Linked DNA regions of Mus musculus: region 1 is linked to region 2. The links are chromatin loops, found by intact Hi-C in ENCODE. Cell type or tissue: heart. All regions are shown on one strand.

The links. A loop is a pair of places that touch in the nucleus more often than their neighbours do. Peaks named below come from ENCODE experiments on the same cell type or tissue, not always from the same donor. Only the 100,000 strongest peaks of a DNase experiment are listed, where the experiment ranks them.
Region 1: it touches region 2 in a loop (15-fold over the local background); 4 of 42 quality-filtered maps call a loop at or near these places.

Annotation. Positions count from the first base shown.
Region 1 is chr19:16,526,174-16,534,173 of GRCm38, reverse strand. Gna14 (guanine nucleotide binding protein, alpha 14) reads right to left here. Exons shown (of 7, transcript NM_008137.4): 2 at 277-461. Among named protein-coding and RNA genes, the nearest start is that of Gm41811, 53 kb to the left of the region's middle. In heart, a CTCF peak has its summit at 4,673 (motif pointing right); DNase peaks (open chromatin) are centred at 6,943 and 7,493.
Region 2 is chr19:16,060,079-16,068,078 of GRCm38, reverse strand. It overlaps Gm32026 (a long non-coding RNA gene), which reads right to left and starts at 3,966. Exons shown (of 4, transcript XR_001782649.1): 1 at 3,894-3,966. In heart, no CTCF peak of the experiment used is centred here; a DNase peak (open chromatin) is centred at 3,978; H3K4me3 peaks cover 1,022 bases; H3K27ac peaks cover 622 bases; H3K27me3 peaks cover 449 bases.

The sequences.
Region 1 (8,000 bases), 470 kb before region 2:
GAGCAATGTTAACAAATTTCAGAGTTTCAGAGTCTCTGAACACTACATAACACCATGAGCTCATTTCCTACAGAAAATGTCAGGCCGAAATAGGACCAACAGGACTATCAAAATGCATCACATGCCTCCCAAATAGCTCTTCCTCTACTGAGTAAAGACCTCCAATACTCCGGTACTCGACCAAATTGCTTAGCAAACCCTTTTGTTCAAAGGCATTCACTGACCCCGCTAGGAAGGCGTACATTCTGACACAGCCAACCCTCTCAAGTACAGTACCTTATTCTGCTCACACATGTATTGTATCCTCAGGGTATCCATTGCTCTGATCATGGCTTGCATGGCCGTGAATATGTTTTGGTAAACCAGCTTCGTGAAGCCCTTTCTATCTTCATCACTGTAGCCAGACCCATGGATTATCCTCATCTGCTTGATAAAGGTGCTTTTCCCACTCTCACCGGTTCCTAAGAGAAAAACAATGAGTGAAGAACAGTTAGCAGACTCCAAAAAGAAGCCCTGGTAGCATTGGTCCACATCTCAGATAACATTGGTTGGTGGGATGGGCTTGCTAAGAGTCTACCAGAAGCTTATGAGGTAGTGCCCGTCCATCTTCCTTTCCTCAAGTCCTGAAACAGGTCAGACACCTGCCTGACCACTCTGAACATGAAGAATTTGCTGCCGTTCTTATTGACAGTGATGGAGCCTCTTCAATGTTCAGGAATGGTTTGAGCAGCAAAACTCTTGGAGAAGTGAAGGATCAACCTGTGTATTTGATCCTTGCACAATGAAGCATCATTTGCAGTTATGCCAACTATCTATGTGATAGTTGTTCATTCCAATCAACATTTCAGGAGGTCTCCAAAACTCCTAACACTATCCTGTGGCACCAAGAAGCATATATCATTGAACTATTCCACTGGTCTCTAATGTACAGAGAAGTACAGACACGATATATAGAAAATAGGATCCCAATATCCCATATTTCTCTCAGATTGGGAATCGCTAAAAAGGTAGTAAACACATTTATATAATGAAGCTCAATATATCTAAAATTGTCTATGATAAATGGAATCAATTATATGAGGTATCCATGGCTCATCTCCAAATCTAAGTATTGCTTTATAATTTTTATTAATAGTTTGGTTATTAATAAGGTTTCCAGCAAAGATGAAGGAAAAACTATCTCAGAACTAGAATTACTCATTCTATACCCTTTAAATAACTGTACTTTACAAAGTGAAAATTACATTTCATAATTTGTTACAAATAGAGAAAAGTTGTCTAATAGTGTTTCTGTCAAAAGAAAATTTTATGTGAAAAAAATCTCACTAATACAACATAGAAATTCTGCTGTAACAAATGGTAAAGATTATTTTTTATGGGATGATTGATTTATTGTGACTCTCTATAGTCGTTCATTTCCAGCGTCTCAACAGGACACACAGACTGTACAAATGTCATCAAATTCTATCATCTCTAGCACTTTATTGACTTAGTCACATAAATACCGTGCTGTACTTTTTTTAAAAAATATTTTACCTATAGATAGATATGTGTTTTCCAAAGTAGGAGGCTAGAATACATACATAATGGCTACTGAGTTTATTACAATTAGTGACTTTTAAACTTAGATGGGCTTTCCTCTATATCCTCCCCAGGACTTTAAAAACTCAGAGAGTAAGGCCTAGAACAAAGCCCTGGAGAGGCAAAGCTTTAGGAATTTTTTAAGATTCTTCTGGTAAAAACAAGTATTTCTTAAGACTGATTTTGTCAAAACACACACCTGCTCTCCTGTTTGTTTCTTTGTTAAACCCTCAATGTGTTCCCTTCCCCTCAAGAAGTCAGACAAAGGTAGACAAGAGGGCCTGGTGGTGTGGGCCTTCTGTCCTTAGCAGCCTTTCCTTGAAGACTCTTCCTTCTCCACTCTATAACCCAGCCACACTGGCCTGCCCTCAGATCAAGCCTTCTTGGCCCCTTCACCTTGGCTCATTCCTCTTCCTGCTTTTACTGCTTGCCTTTATTCTTGGCCATGCCTGGCCTTCCTAATCAAGTCAAATTCAATACTCAGCGACCGGCCTTACCCACAGTTATGAGGATCTTCTCATCTCGAGTAAATTAATCAAGATACTCCCTCCTCACAGCTATCATCACAGGCTAGCCTTAATCTAGACCAGGGTTTCTCAATCTTGCTAATGCTGTGGCCCTTTAATATACATCCTCATGTTGTGGTGACTCACCCCAACTATAACAGTCTTTTCATTGCTACTTCATAACTGTAATTTTGGTACTGTTACGAATAGTAATATAAATAATTGATATGCAGGATATCTGATATGACTCCTGGGAAAGGGGCTGTGACCCACGGTTTGAGAACCAATGATATAGACATTCTCACAGGTATGCCTGGGAACCTGTCTCCTCAGTGTCAACTTGATAATTAATACTAGCCATTACACGAATGCTGGCCATCTTTGTGCCTGGTATGATACCTGACCTTTGGTATCATAAATAAATATTGAGCAGTGCTTGATGTTAGGTCTCAGTTGCTCTCTGCCTCATTATCTGAGTCAGGGTCTCTCCCAAAAATCTGCAACTCCTGGAATCAGCTAGGTTAGCTGGTTAACCAGGAAGTTCTAGCTAGAGCTCCACCCACCTCCACCTTCCCAGCTGTCGTGTCGTGACTATGTACCACCAAGCTAGCCTTTTACATGACTGCTAAAGAAATAAATTCAGATCTTTATATGTAGGCAGCAAGCACTGAATCGTCCCCCGAGATCCCTTCTGAATTATCTTTTAACTAACATGGAAATAACTCAGCGTTGTGCAACCGACTGTCAGAACTCTTTCAATCTTACAAAATGGAACCCCAACCTCAGCCTTGGTGAACACCCTCAATTTCTGCTCTGTCTACCTTGACTCCTCTTGACACCTCACCGACATGAAGTCATACAACCTTTGTTCTTTTGTGCCTGACTTACTTCAGCGAGCATCCTCAAGTTCGTGTCCACACTCAGCAGTCCTTCCCTGAATAGCAGATCTCTAAAGTTTTCAAATACAAGATATTTTTTTAAATCTACCAAGTTACAATTACCTAACTCAACACTTGGGAAAACAGAATATGCCGATTCTCTGTGCCCCAGCCTGTGTTCCATGTGTGTCAAGAGACTCTGATCACATAGGTAAGTAAAGGAAGGCCCTAGAAGGAGCCTCGTGCTGATATTCAACGGCCTCTCCAGCATGACAATTGGATGCTGATACCAACAAATATTAAAGGAGTCGCTATGCTGGGGAATCTACCCGAGTCGCCCCCTTTAGTCTTCAGAACCACTCTGAAATAAGTGCTGTTCTCTGCAGTACAGAGATGAGAACCGGGGGATTCAGATTGCCTATGTAAAGTCTGCACTACACATAGGTACCAAGAGAAAGGCCTGAAATTGATTCACCTGGACTCCACTAACAAGCTCCACTATCACGGAAGATCTGGCTCAGAAACCAAAGGACTTGGTGGTACTGGACTCGGAAGAGTCAGTCCAGCCATACACTGGATAAAGCCCAGACAAGCCACCGTCTTTCAGATACATCCTGCTCAGGTCCTGCTGGGCTCAGCACACTCTTGTGATGTTCCCCATGAAGAAGTCAGCACATGGGGAGTTAACTTTACTGTGTTTCTTCCTGTGACTCAGCTCTCATATTAACTAGGTTTTCCTAGATCTACTCAAAGAACTGCATGAAAACTGAGCAGAGGACCAACTCCCTCTCCTAAATGTTACTATCAATGCTTGACCCAAAGTCCTAAGGCAGATTAGCTCTCTGTTCCCGTGGAATTCTGGGGTCCCTCTCCCCCAGTTCCAATACTCTGTTGCTTTAGTCTCTTCCGCCAGCAGCACTGAGCCTCTGGTCCCATGCCAGTTCATCCCAAACAAATATTAGTCCTGTGTTTTACAGATGAAGAAGTCAAGGTGAACATGGAGATTATGTAACTTCTTCAAGCAAACTGTCACTGTGACCTTGAAGCCAGACTCACTCAAGACAGCTTGAAATTCAGCAGCAAGATAAGAACGCTTCCAGTAGCAGGGCTCATTCCCTTACACCAGGACAAAGGCAGTCACAAACGTTTCAAAAGCCTCTGTATTTTGGGGCATTAAAACCAACCAACCAACCAACCAACCAGAAAACCTACTTTAGAACACTTTTTAAGATTAAATAACAAAAGTACTTAAGAAAACCATTATTTAAAAGTACTCTTTAAATCTTTTGGTTCAAACACCCAAACACACACACACACAGGAGGCAAAGAAGAAAATAGAATGACTGACACCAATCACTGAAGACCAAGATCAAGAACAGGAAGAAGCCATGTAGAGGAGGTCCTCTGTTCTCATTAAAGCTGCTCTACAACCCAGCTGATACCATCTTTTTTTTTTTTTTTTTTTTTTTTTAAGAAGAGAAACTGAGAATCATAAAGACTGCACAGGTTGTTCAAGTTTATGCAGCTTGATAGTGTTGGCCTGCATCTGAATCAGGTCTGCATTGGCACATGATCTTCCCATGACAATGTGGTACTTTCCTAAATAAAAGGTCTCCCCTACTACACAAACTGAAATTACAAAAGGAAAGCCTTATTCCTTCATCCTGCAGAACTGTGTTAGACCAGGGATGGCTCCAGCAGCAGGGGGCAGCAGGCAAGAGGGAGTGAAGGTAGGTCATGACATCATGCCTTCTACAGTGGCAGTTGTGGCAGGGCCACAGGGATTGGTGAGCTCAAATCAAGGATCTGAGCTTATCCATTTACCAGTTCCAAAAAGAAACTCCACATTCAGATTTCATGTACACATTTATTCATTTATTCAGAGGAAAAAGTGAACAACCAACAGCATACCTCTGGGGATGAAAACTACTAGTGTTTTTTACTGGGTGGTTTTTAATTGAGGAGTGGCTGGCTTAGCTCTCCTTCCTCACCCCACTACTTTAGCCAATTATCTTCTAAAACATGGGTGTGGGCCCATGCTGCTGGGCTAATTGCATCAGTCCAAAATGAGCCTGGTGGGGTTTCTCCTGCAAATGGAGGAAAGAAGGAACCCTCCACTCACATCAGATTTTTATTCCAAACAGGGGCCAAGCCTTTGGTCTGGAAAGGGAATTTTGGTGTTAGATTACCAGGGATTGCTCCAGGAGAAATTCCACCCAGACTCGGCATGCAGCAACACAGGTTCAGTCTTCAGTAAAAATAAGGGAAATGGCACCTCTCTGTTTACTTTGCATTTCTCCATTTGCATATTTGAAGTCACTAAATGACATCCCAACCAACAAGGGGATGCCAATGTACACAATGGGAGTCATATATGTCAGACCATATCAAATGTCCATGTACATGATGGGCTCTAAGCTTATAATGAAACCAAACAATTCCCATCATGCCATATTGTCACTTACCATTTAACATTGAGGGATGTTCAAGTACACAAATACCACCGTGTTATAACTGCCTACAGTATTCAGGACAGTGATATATTGCATAGATTTGCAGTCTATACACACAGCCTATGCTTGCAGAGGCTGTATCATCTTGGTTTGTGTAAATATAATCTATTATGTTTGGACAATGGCGAAATGTGTTTTACAGAACATATGGCCATCATTAGGTTAAGCATGTCTGTACTTTTCAATTCTTATCTGTGTCCGTCAAGAGCCTGCTATGTGAGCTGCTTGCCTGTCCTCTCACTGCCACTGCCTTCCATAATAAAGGCAATGGACAACAGCTGGCAAGACACTCAGGCCAGTAACAGATTCACCAAAAGACCTCCTGTCTGCTTCCTGTCACCATAATTGCTGACATCTCAGCAGGAGAGCATCAAGACACCCCTCCTTCCACTCCACCCCACCCCACCCATCTCTTGCTGTGAAACTCCACTTAGGCAGTTTTGCCCCCTTTTCCATTAAGCAACTGTTCTTTCTTGACCAGTACCCTCAGCACTGGGTAAATGGACATGTGTCTCTTGAGTATAGATAACACATGTTCTATTCTCCTCTCCACAGGCTCCCTGCTGACTATGAGCGAGGGCTGTGGGCCTCTGGCCTTGCAGGGCTGAAAGCTTTCCTACAGTCGTCTTCTTGACTATACTGTCCAGAAGTGTCTCCTAAGCCTCAGTCATGTGTGCATTAATATTGTGATTTGGGCATCTCCATATGATACTTGTGTGACTATCTAATATTTTATTTTATATATTGTTCAGATGTTTGTTATAAGCTATGAAAACCTTGTATTTCCTGTGATGACTAAAGTAAATAAAAGTGACTTTACAATATCCCAGCAGAAATTCTTCCCAGCTTTTTGGGGAATTACCCACAAAAGATCGTCCTATGTAGATAAAACTATTCCTTCTACTACTCATCCAAGAGGCTCTCCTAATCCTGATCCCTTCCCTCTTCAGGGCCTCTGAAATTCCACCAGGAACCTTATGCAGATACAGAACAGCAAGGCTACAAACACAGAGCTGAAAACAGGCCCAAACCAACAACTACAACAACAATAACAACAACAACAACAAAACCCATACACACAAAAACATCTGTACACTAAGACCCTACACCTCTGAGACTGAGAACACAAATTAAGGTCAAGTATTAATTTAACTTCAAATAACACAAGAAAGCTCATTGTGAGGGTGAGGGGGTGGCAATAAGTTGCTTTTAGAAGCCAGGAAAAAATAGAAGGCAAAACAAAATAAACCTTTTGAATGATAGACAAGAGATAACTGAACAGAAACCAATTGTTCTAGAATGTACCCAGAATCCAGAAAGACTGGCTCCCTGAGAACTAAGGCAGGGAACTAATCAAGTTCCTGAGACAGGCAGTGACCTAGCACATTTCCTGACCTGCAAGCCCGCCTCCCAGAAGCCAGTGTTCTCAGCCTAGGGTTACAGCAGACACTCTGGAGACAGTACAGCTTAACTCACAAAAATGAAGACAGATGGGGATGTCACCTAACTTACATTAGCAACAGGCTGAAGGGCTATGAATGCGACCGATTGATTGCCAAGTGGGCTTTCTCTAAACAGGGATCTTGTTTCTCTTGATAGAGGACACACCAGTGTTCAGGGATGGATAGTTATGGCTTATCGACCTCCATGTTGATTCCGTTTGGGAAAGCAGTTAGGAGGGGGTTGCCTGGAGTGGGAAGACCTGCTGGAGATGCAAAGCCAGCTCTTTCATGCCAGGTTCCTGCTGCTCGGCTTTCTGATGAAGACCTGGTGCCAAACATACTGTGGGGCTCAGGTTCTCTGTCAAGCCTTTTGTGGAGTCGTGATAAATAAACTCAGAAACCGTCTTTTGTAACCTTTACGTTGAAGCAGTTCTCACCTGCAGAGGCCTGCCCAGAGGAAATTGTTGTAACTTTGTTTGGTACTCTCCAGCTTGGGCTGACCTTGGGTCACGGAAGTTTCTGCAGCTGCCTGGGCTGCTGTCCTGTGACTTGTCCTCCTGCAGATATGGGTTTATGAGAAAAGCGGGCCAGCTCTGGGTAAAGCCAAAGAACTAGTCAAGAAGCGAGAAGCACCCAATGAAATGCAGATTCTCTGTTCCCTAGTCCCCAGCTGAGTCTCATCTGCCTCAGTGAGAGCCTGGGAATATGCAGCTGTGGCCAGTAGTATGGAGGCTTCTGTGACCTGGAGGGAGACACTGCTGCAGGGTCCCTCTGAAGGACATTTCTGATAGAATCCACCTGGGACAGAAATGTTCCAGCTGCTACATCGTCTTCAGTTGAATCGTCTTCAGTTGAATTTTTCTACCAAGTTCCGATTTCATTTCTTCATGAATCCTCAGGCCCCCAAGGCTCTACTCTTCCATTTCCAAGGAGAAAATATTTTTAGAGAAGCAGTAAGATTCACTTATTCAAGTCTGCCCAAGCCTCATTTCACCGTCAAAGCCGTGGCACCTTCCCTAGCTTCTATTCTCTTATGTTGAGGAATTCCTGTGTTTAGCCATTAAAGGACAAGAAAGATTG
Region 2 (8,000 bases):
TGGTCACAAACTAGGCAAATTTACATACAAAACAAAAGAAGTCACTTAAAGATCAAAAATTGATATGTTGGACAGCATCAACATTCTCCCTGTGAACACACTATTACAAGCAAGAAGAGCCAAGCTATGAACTGGGATAATGCATTGGTAAATTATTAATTCTACAATGAATTTGCAACCAGATGTATGAACAACTATCACCAGTGAGTCAGAAAATTACACCCTAATTTATTTATTTTTCTCTGTTCTGAACAACCTAATCTTTTAAACTGAGCAAAGAGATACACAGATAGCCAATAAACAAATGAAAGATGTTCAAGGTCCTTAATTACCAGGAACGCATTAGAATGTAAAGAGAGCACACTGTATCTGTCAGAGTAGCTTAAAAGTAACAAAGAACTCGATGGCACTCAAGGCTGTGGAAGATGAGGAGCCACAAGAGCTCTCAGATGCTGCCAGACAAGATTCACAAGGGCACAGCAGCTTTAGACAAACCTTCAGCAGAGAATGTTGATCTTCAAGCGAGTCCAGGCAGCCAACGGGGAACTGGTGGGGGCTAGGGCACCCGACCTGTTCCTCTTCCTGTGTAACTATTTTGGTTTTGAATTCACTAAACATTATGCTGGCCGCTCAGTCCAACAGCAAATGTCATTGTTTTGCATTTTCAACCTGCTTTTCCTTCCTTAATGTTGACTAAGAAATAGGGAGTTGGAGATATCTGGGTACTGATGTCAGATACAACCAAGTATCTACAGCGCCTTGGATCCATGACCTGTTCTAGGAATGGCGTCTACTAGGAATGCAAATGTTATTGCTTATTGAGGTTCCTGTGTGAGCCTATGGAAACAGGAGGAAGAAGAAGGGAAGGGGAAGAAAATAAGAAAGAAGGCAGAAAGCTAAGCCCCATCTACATGCCCGTGATTCATCAGGCTTCTGAGGGCTGCACTAAGGGGGGTGGACTACGCTCTCCACAGGGCAGCTCTTCAAGCAGGTTAACCCCACTCAGAAGACCCTTCCAGAAAAAAAAAAATCCTCTACCAACACACTTGTCTTATTGGATCTGCATCTTCTACCGCATGTTATTTTGGCTCTGGGAAACAACCTTCCCTCACTCTGGATTAAGAAATAGATCAGAAACAGTCAACTGGAGAAGCCCTGACAGGTAATGCCAAGGACAGAAGAGCTCTGCTATGGGAAAAGAAAAACAAAAACACTGAAACATTAGACCCTCTTATTATGACCTTACTTTCCAAATAAATATTTCACTTTCTTTGCCTTTAAGGAAACCACAAATATAAGATTATGATAAAAGGGCAAGTAAAACTTGGTTTTGATTTGATAACAATAAAGACAGACGGGAGCCTTGACAAATTACAGTCAAGGCCATCTAAAGAAGTTGTTTTGTGATATAGGATGAGGGGGTCATATGTTTCATCCCTTATCATTCCACAAACCAAAGGAAACCAAGTTCTGAGTGTGAAATCTGAGTTTTAAATGTTGAACAAAACTCAAATATTGCTAAGACACTGGGCAGGCCAACTCTGTTCAAGCTAAATACAACAGGTTTGGAGGCCCGATGGGGACTGGCAGCCACCACTCTGTTCTCTGATGTAGACAGATGAAAAATAGCTCAAGCTACCTGTTTCACCTGTGTGTCCTAGTGAGACCTCCCAGTTCCTAGTAAGCTCAAGGACTGACTTACCTCCCTTGTGGGAAAGAAAAGTACAAATTATTCTGAAGTCCCAAGAAGATAATAGGAATAGAGTATTTGTTATAGGCTAGTTGTCCTTCTAATTTTTTCTCTCTCTCATACTAGCATAATTCGGCAGCATATGCATTAGAATTCCTCCAGGTGGGAAAAAACCCCAAGCCCCACCCCCCAGTTCCCCTATGATTTATGTAGTCAGAATCTATGCTGGTTGAGAGTCTAGGAGTTAGACTGACTCTATAATAGGCAGGAAAATAGGTAGGCAGATGGGCCATGGATAGATATTAAAGATGGTGAACTTCCAAGATGGCTGGCTTCTTTCTTTCCCTCATGACCCGAGACAAAAGTCTAGAAGCTGAAAACAAAGACTTGTGGGCTTTTTTCTTCTGCCAATAGGGCCTCCACTGATGTGGTGTTTCAGCAACTTCAAGGCCAAATTAGGACATGTCTTTCTCCAAACTCCCCAACCCTGAAATAGGGGAGGAAGACCCTTCAGAAACTTAAAACAAACAGTGACTTAGAATTCCGATTGCTGTGATTAAAATAGCAAGGTGGGGAAGAAAGGGTTTATTTGACTTAAACTTCCACATTGTAGCCCATCATTAAAGGAAATCAGGACAGGAACTCAAACAGGGTGGGAATCTGGAAGCAGAAGCTGATGCAGAGGTCATGGAGGGGTGCCACCTACTGGCTTGCTCCCCATGGTTTGCTCAGCCTGCTTTCTTATAGAACCCAGGACCACCAACCCAGGGATAGCACCCCCCCCAACACACACACACACACACACACACACACACACACACACACACACACACAAACGCACACAATGGGCTGGGCCCTCCCACATAGATCACTGATTAATAAAATGCCTTCCAGCTGGATCTGATGGCGGCTTTTTCTCAATTACGATTCCCTCCTCTCGGATAATGCTAGCTTGTGTCAAGCTGACATGAAGTCGGCCAGCACAAATAGTGTTCTAGATTCCTCCACTGCTACTTGTCACTCTGGAGACTTTTTTTTTCCTTTTTTATTCTTTAACTGATGGAGAGAAAAAAATTTAAGGTTCTAGACCATAACAATTGGGCCTCCTGTGAATCCATGTTTAAAGATTTTTTAAAATATTTTTCCTTGTCTTACGTGCATGCAAACATGTTTGCACTTGAGAACAACATTCAGGTGTTGATTCTAGCCTACCACCTGAGTGAAAAAGAAAATGAAATAAGAAAAGAGGAATGTGAAACCAAAAATAGGAACAAGAGTTGTACACCCTGCCTGTTACTGGGAGACTGAAACAGGAAGAACATACCTTGCAGGTTTAGGGTTCTGTTTGCAGTTAAGACAAGAGTAAGCTCCTGTTTGTGTTATACCTGTTTGACCTATTGCACTGGACATGTTTGATCACTAGTGGGCAGAAGGTATGTGGACAGGAAATATGTCAGGATGTACGCTTGCCCCGAATGGACATGATGGGAAGGAAACACAGTGGCCTGGTGGGGTTTAAACTGCTGCAAGGTGTGACTGGTGGCCATTTTCTGGGAACCCCAAAATGGACCCTGACATACATCTTCCTGGACAGTATTTAATTAAAGCTTGCTATAAATGTGGTAGTGGTCCTTTCCCCCTCTACCCCATGGGCATGACTCCTCCTAGAAGATTTTATTGCAGATACAGGGGGTGAAAGCAGGCAGAGGGAAGAGTCCAGGCTGAACATGGCTGACAGACCAAACCAGAACATGAAGGAGAGAGAGGGAGCAAGAACAAGAGCAAGGGAGGAACATATGGCCATTAGAGGCACCCAGGTCAAGAGACCAGAGTATCCAAAATGGCTAAGTTATATAGGGATGAGACAGGGGAAGGGAAGCAGAAGTGTGCCCCTCCTGCTCCCCTAGAGGTTTGGTGTAGCAGACTGGGTGAGAAGTGCCAGAAGGTCCTCAGGTACTGAACACGTGTCCTGGGCTTCTTTGAGACCTAACACCACTACGCAGTCTGATCTTTCTTGCCTGCTACAGGAGCAGCCCTAAGGTTCCAGCCACGTTCCTCCCCATCTCAACACAGATGTACTAAGATTGTGGCTCAAAAAGGGCTGCCAAACCAGTGCTTCCACTCACTGAGCCACCTCCCTGGCCAGGATCAGCATTTTAACAGGATCAAGACATTCTAGTCCACACAGACGTTTGACACTCACCGCATCGGACCTTCGAGCCTTTCAGACGAAGGGTTGTTTGCCCTGGGAATCCATTTTCCCTTATAGCTAAAACTGACAGGGAAGAAAGTCTTCGAGCGCCCTCTGGAGTTCATCATAGGAACTGGGCAGCTTTATAGTGAGGGCTTGGTTTCTTTTTTTGTTCAGAGACATTAGGTGTTAAAATACCACGTGTGCTTTTGAGCCCTTACTAACACCAAACATTGTGATTAGGAATTCACACCAATTATGTCATTCAGATTATCACGCAGGTACTACTATTCCGCAGTTCAGGTGTTTGATCACCTCCTTTCCACATGCTTTTCCTTGGCGTCCAAGACACCCACATCCTTTTTTGTTTGCCTCAGGTCCCTCTGGTCCTTCCTCTTCCGTCTTTGTCTTAGTACCCATCTCCCAGATCTGTTCATCTTCCCCCAGGGATCAGTCCTTGGTTTCTTTTCCTTGTGCGCTCAGCTTCTTAATGAATTCTTTTATCCATATGTCAACAAACCCCACATTTCTATCTTGTGACCAGCGCGCCTCTTGAGACACTCAGGCAGCTGCCTTCTGGACATGTCTGCTGGGACGCCTCAGAGACGCCACAACTGTGTCTCAAAACAAAGTTTTCCTTTCTCCCTTAAACCTCTTCCACTTGAGATTCCTCTTATCTCAGACGATGGAAATTCTCTCCCACTTCAGTCGAGTTGTCATGAATTCATCTCATTCACAGACCTGCTCCGTCCCATAGCCTTCTCCTGGCTGGGAGTCTTGCTACAGCCCCCTCCTTGGTCTTTTTTATCAAACTTTCTTTCCAAGAGACAATTCTCAGGAACCAGAATGGCTTTCATAGAACGCTTCTGAGCTCTACCTAATGTCCTACCAAGCCTCCGGTTTCACTCTGATAAATGGCCCTAAAGGCCCTGCCCAGGCAAGGGTCCCACTGCTTCTCCGACTCTGGCTCCTTTCGCATCCTTCTTCATCCACCCCACTCCAGCGACACGGGTGCTCTTCCTAATACATGCCGGGTAGGAGCACCCCTCCCATCCACTCATCTAACTCCCAGCTCCTGCAAGCACCTATTCCAGCATCACCTAGTCCACAGAGTCTACTCTGTCATTTCTGTTTAAACTTGCAACTTGCCCCTCCCTTCCAAACCCCTTACCACACTGTGCCCTGTCTGTAACATGTTAATGGCTTTCCAACATATTGTCTAATCTAATGGTTACGTTCCTGGGTACTAGTGTTCGTTCCACTAGAATTTTTAACCCCCAAATAGGCAGATGTTTCTGTCCCTTTTGTTTACTAACATGCTCAATATATAGATCACTGACTGAAAGATTTTTAAAATGTCTGGTGAATAAGACATGGCCACATCCTTGACCCTGAGTGCTTCAGTAATTTATTTAAAAAGTAAGTCAGAATAATAAGCATATCTGTTCTTATAGCATTGCAGTCCTATGAAGCCCGGTCTTTGTAGCTTCTGCAGAGAAGGAATGACATACATCGGGGCTGTCTGTCCTCACACACCTCTCCTGGAGCGAAGCTGAGGCCCCACCACTGTGCCTTCCATAGCAATTCAGCACATGGCTGTCTTCTTTACCTGATTTACCTAAGGCAACAATGCTGAGTTACTTAGAGAATTTTCCCTCCAAGCAAAAAGTCATGTGTGGCATTTTCATGGATGATTTCTATTTAAATATGAGTCCCAAGAAATTGTAATTCACACACACACACACACACACAGAGAGAGAGAGAGAGAGAGAGAGAGAGAGAGAGAGAGAGAGAGAGAGAGAGCTATGTAAAGTTGCATTCGGTGGGTTTTCTGTAAGGTTCTTCTGAGCAGGACTGTCTCATCTTCAGATATATCTTCATAAGAGAGGCAACAAACAGCCACCCTGCAGTGTCCTGAGTTGCCAGCGGCTGTATTTGTCATAGGGAAGCAGGCCTGCTGTACAAAGGGCGGTCCCCGGACCTTGTGTTTCTTAAGTTTTCTTGGCCGAATTGACCTGAGTTGCTAGTGCAGATTTTGTCTCTTAACCCGAAGGTGCGTTGATTCCTGGAGCCTTGGGATTCCGAGAGAAGCCGATTGCTGCGTCCTTGCTTACTAATCACTGATCCCACATTCTGTCCTGACCGATGCCAACCTGACCCAGGTCCTCGGGTGCTGTGACCATGGCTGCCGCCATCTGGCTTTGCAAATAAAAACAAACCCAAGGGATTGCTCAGAACTTAATGAATGAAGCATTTCTTTTCCGTAATTTGTTTTTACTTCTAAAAAATGAGACTCCCAAGAAGCACTGCCAGAGAAATGAAAGGATAGGACAGGAAAAGCCCTGCCCTCTGAAAAATCTATCAAGTGCGCCCACACAAGTTCCCAGCAGTCCGACCACACACAGTTCCTCAGATTTATAGCTTAATCTTGCAAAAAATGGGACCGGTTGCTTTGAGAAAAACAGTTAACTGGACAGATTGCCTGAGGGTGAAAGGGTGACTTCTGCCTGGGTCCGTGATTAACTTGCGCAGAGCGTGAGTATCGATCTTAAAAATAAAAACAGCGCAGCGGCATAAGATGCCCATCGCAGTCGCCATTGTACCCAAGGCGGAATTAGTTTTCAATGGGAGGGAGTCACTTCAGAATTTGCTATATGCCATGCTGCTAGCTAGCGCTTCCTCTGCAGGGTACTTTGTAATTGTTAACACAAGGTGAACCTGAACTGAGGAAACGCTTGCTTCCCATGACCCCCAGGACGCCACACTTGCCAGGCTGCATTTTCACCTTCCTGGCCACCACTTCTCAGTCTCACCACAGGCTCCTGACCCACAGCTAGGGGACCGCTACCTGGAGTATCATTTGATCTCCACTCTTGCCAGTAGTCATTTCGGCCTGTCTTCATGGCACTGAGTGTCCACTAACGAGCCATGCTTTTTTTTTTTTTTAGACCTGAACTTACCCTTGTGATTCAGGCTGCTCTAAAACAGACTCACTTCTATTTCTGTATCTTTAAAGGAATCACAATTCAAAAATGTTCTGCACCAAATCTCTGAATTCTCCCCCTTTCTCTGAAAATCTTTCTCACCTCGCTATCGACTCCTATGATCTTGTTGCTTTGTCTAAAATCCTGCACTCACTTCTGCCTCTCACAATGCCTCATGGAGTGTTATTCAGAAAATCCCTGCGATAGTCATTCGAATCCTGTCCAGAATCCAATCACTTCTCAAATTTCTAGTCTAGTCAAAACTGTTGTCTGTAAATAGTCCTCCATCTGTCCTAATCAACTCCCCAAGTATCCATGCACACTTACATACATACACATATACCTACACACAAACATATAGACAGACAGACATACACATTTGGGTGGATGGATGGATGGGTGGATGGGGCAAAGTTCCCCAGGCAAACCACTCAACCAACCACTTTATTTCTTTTCTCTGGTTTATACTTTCTTAGACAAAAGGTTCTTTAGAAAATTACCTCAGAGATAAAATGTTACATAGAATGGGAGTTACAGAGGGATGTTGATATTAAGTGCAAAGCAGTGTTTCATTACAATATACTCATTAAAAGTTCAAAGCCATGGTTTTTTCATGGCCTTGCCTTATCATAGGGCACACCTATAACTTTATTATTAGACCTAAATGGTTTTTCTTGAACACAAATTTGTCCCAAGTATATTTCTCTTTTTAGCATGATTCTGAAAGCTCATTATGTTTCTTATTATGCAGCCTTTACCTACTATTCTGAGGAGTGGGCACATTCTATTCTTGATTCTAACTTTATTACATCTTTCCAGCAACTAAGACCATCTCTAAAAACCTTCCTATAATTGTTTGAATCAAATCAGGAATTCTATAGATTTATTATCTATTTGTCTATATAGCATCACTAAAAGATAGTACATCTTTGTTGTTCTGCAGAGATCTGCTCAAAAGGGTGGGCTAATATCTAGTGATAGTTATATATTTAATAATAACAGGAAAAGCAAACTAATAGCAGTAATCTTTCATAGAATGAATTTCGCATGGGCCTTGCCTATTAGAGCAAATTCATTGTGAATTTTAATCCAAGGGAGACTTACCTCAGGATGATCACCTACTAGTTATTACCTT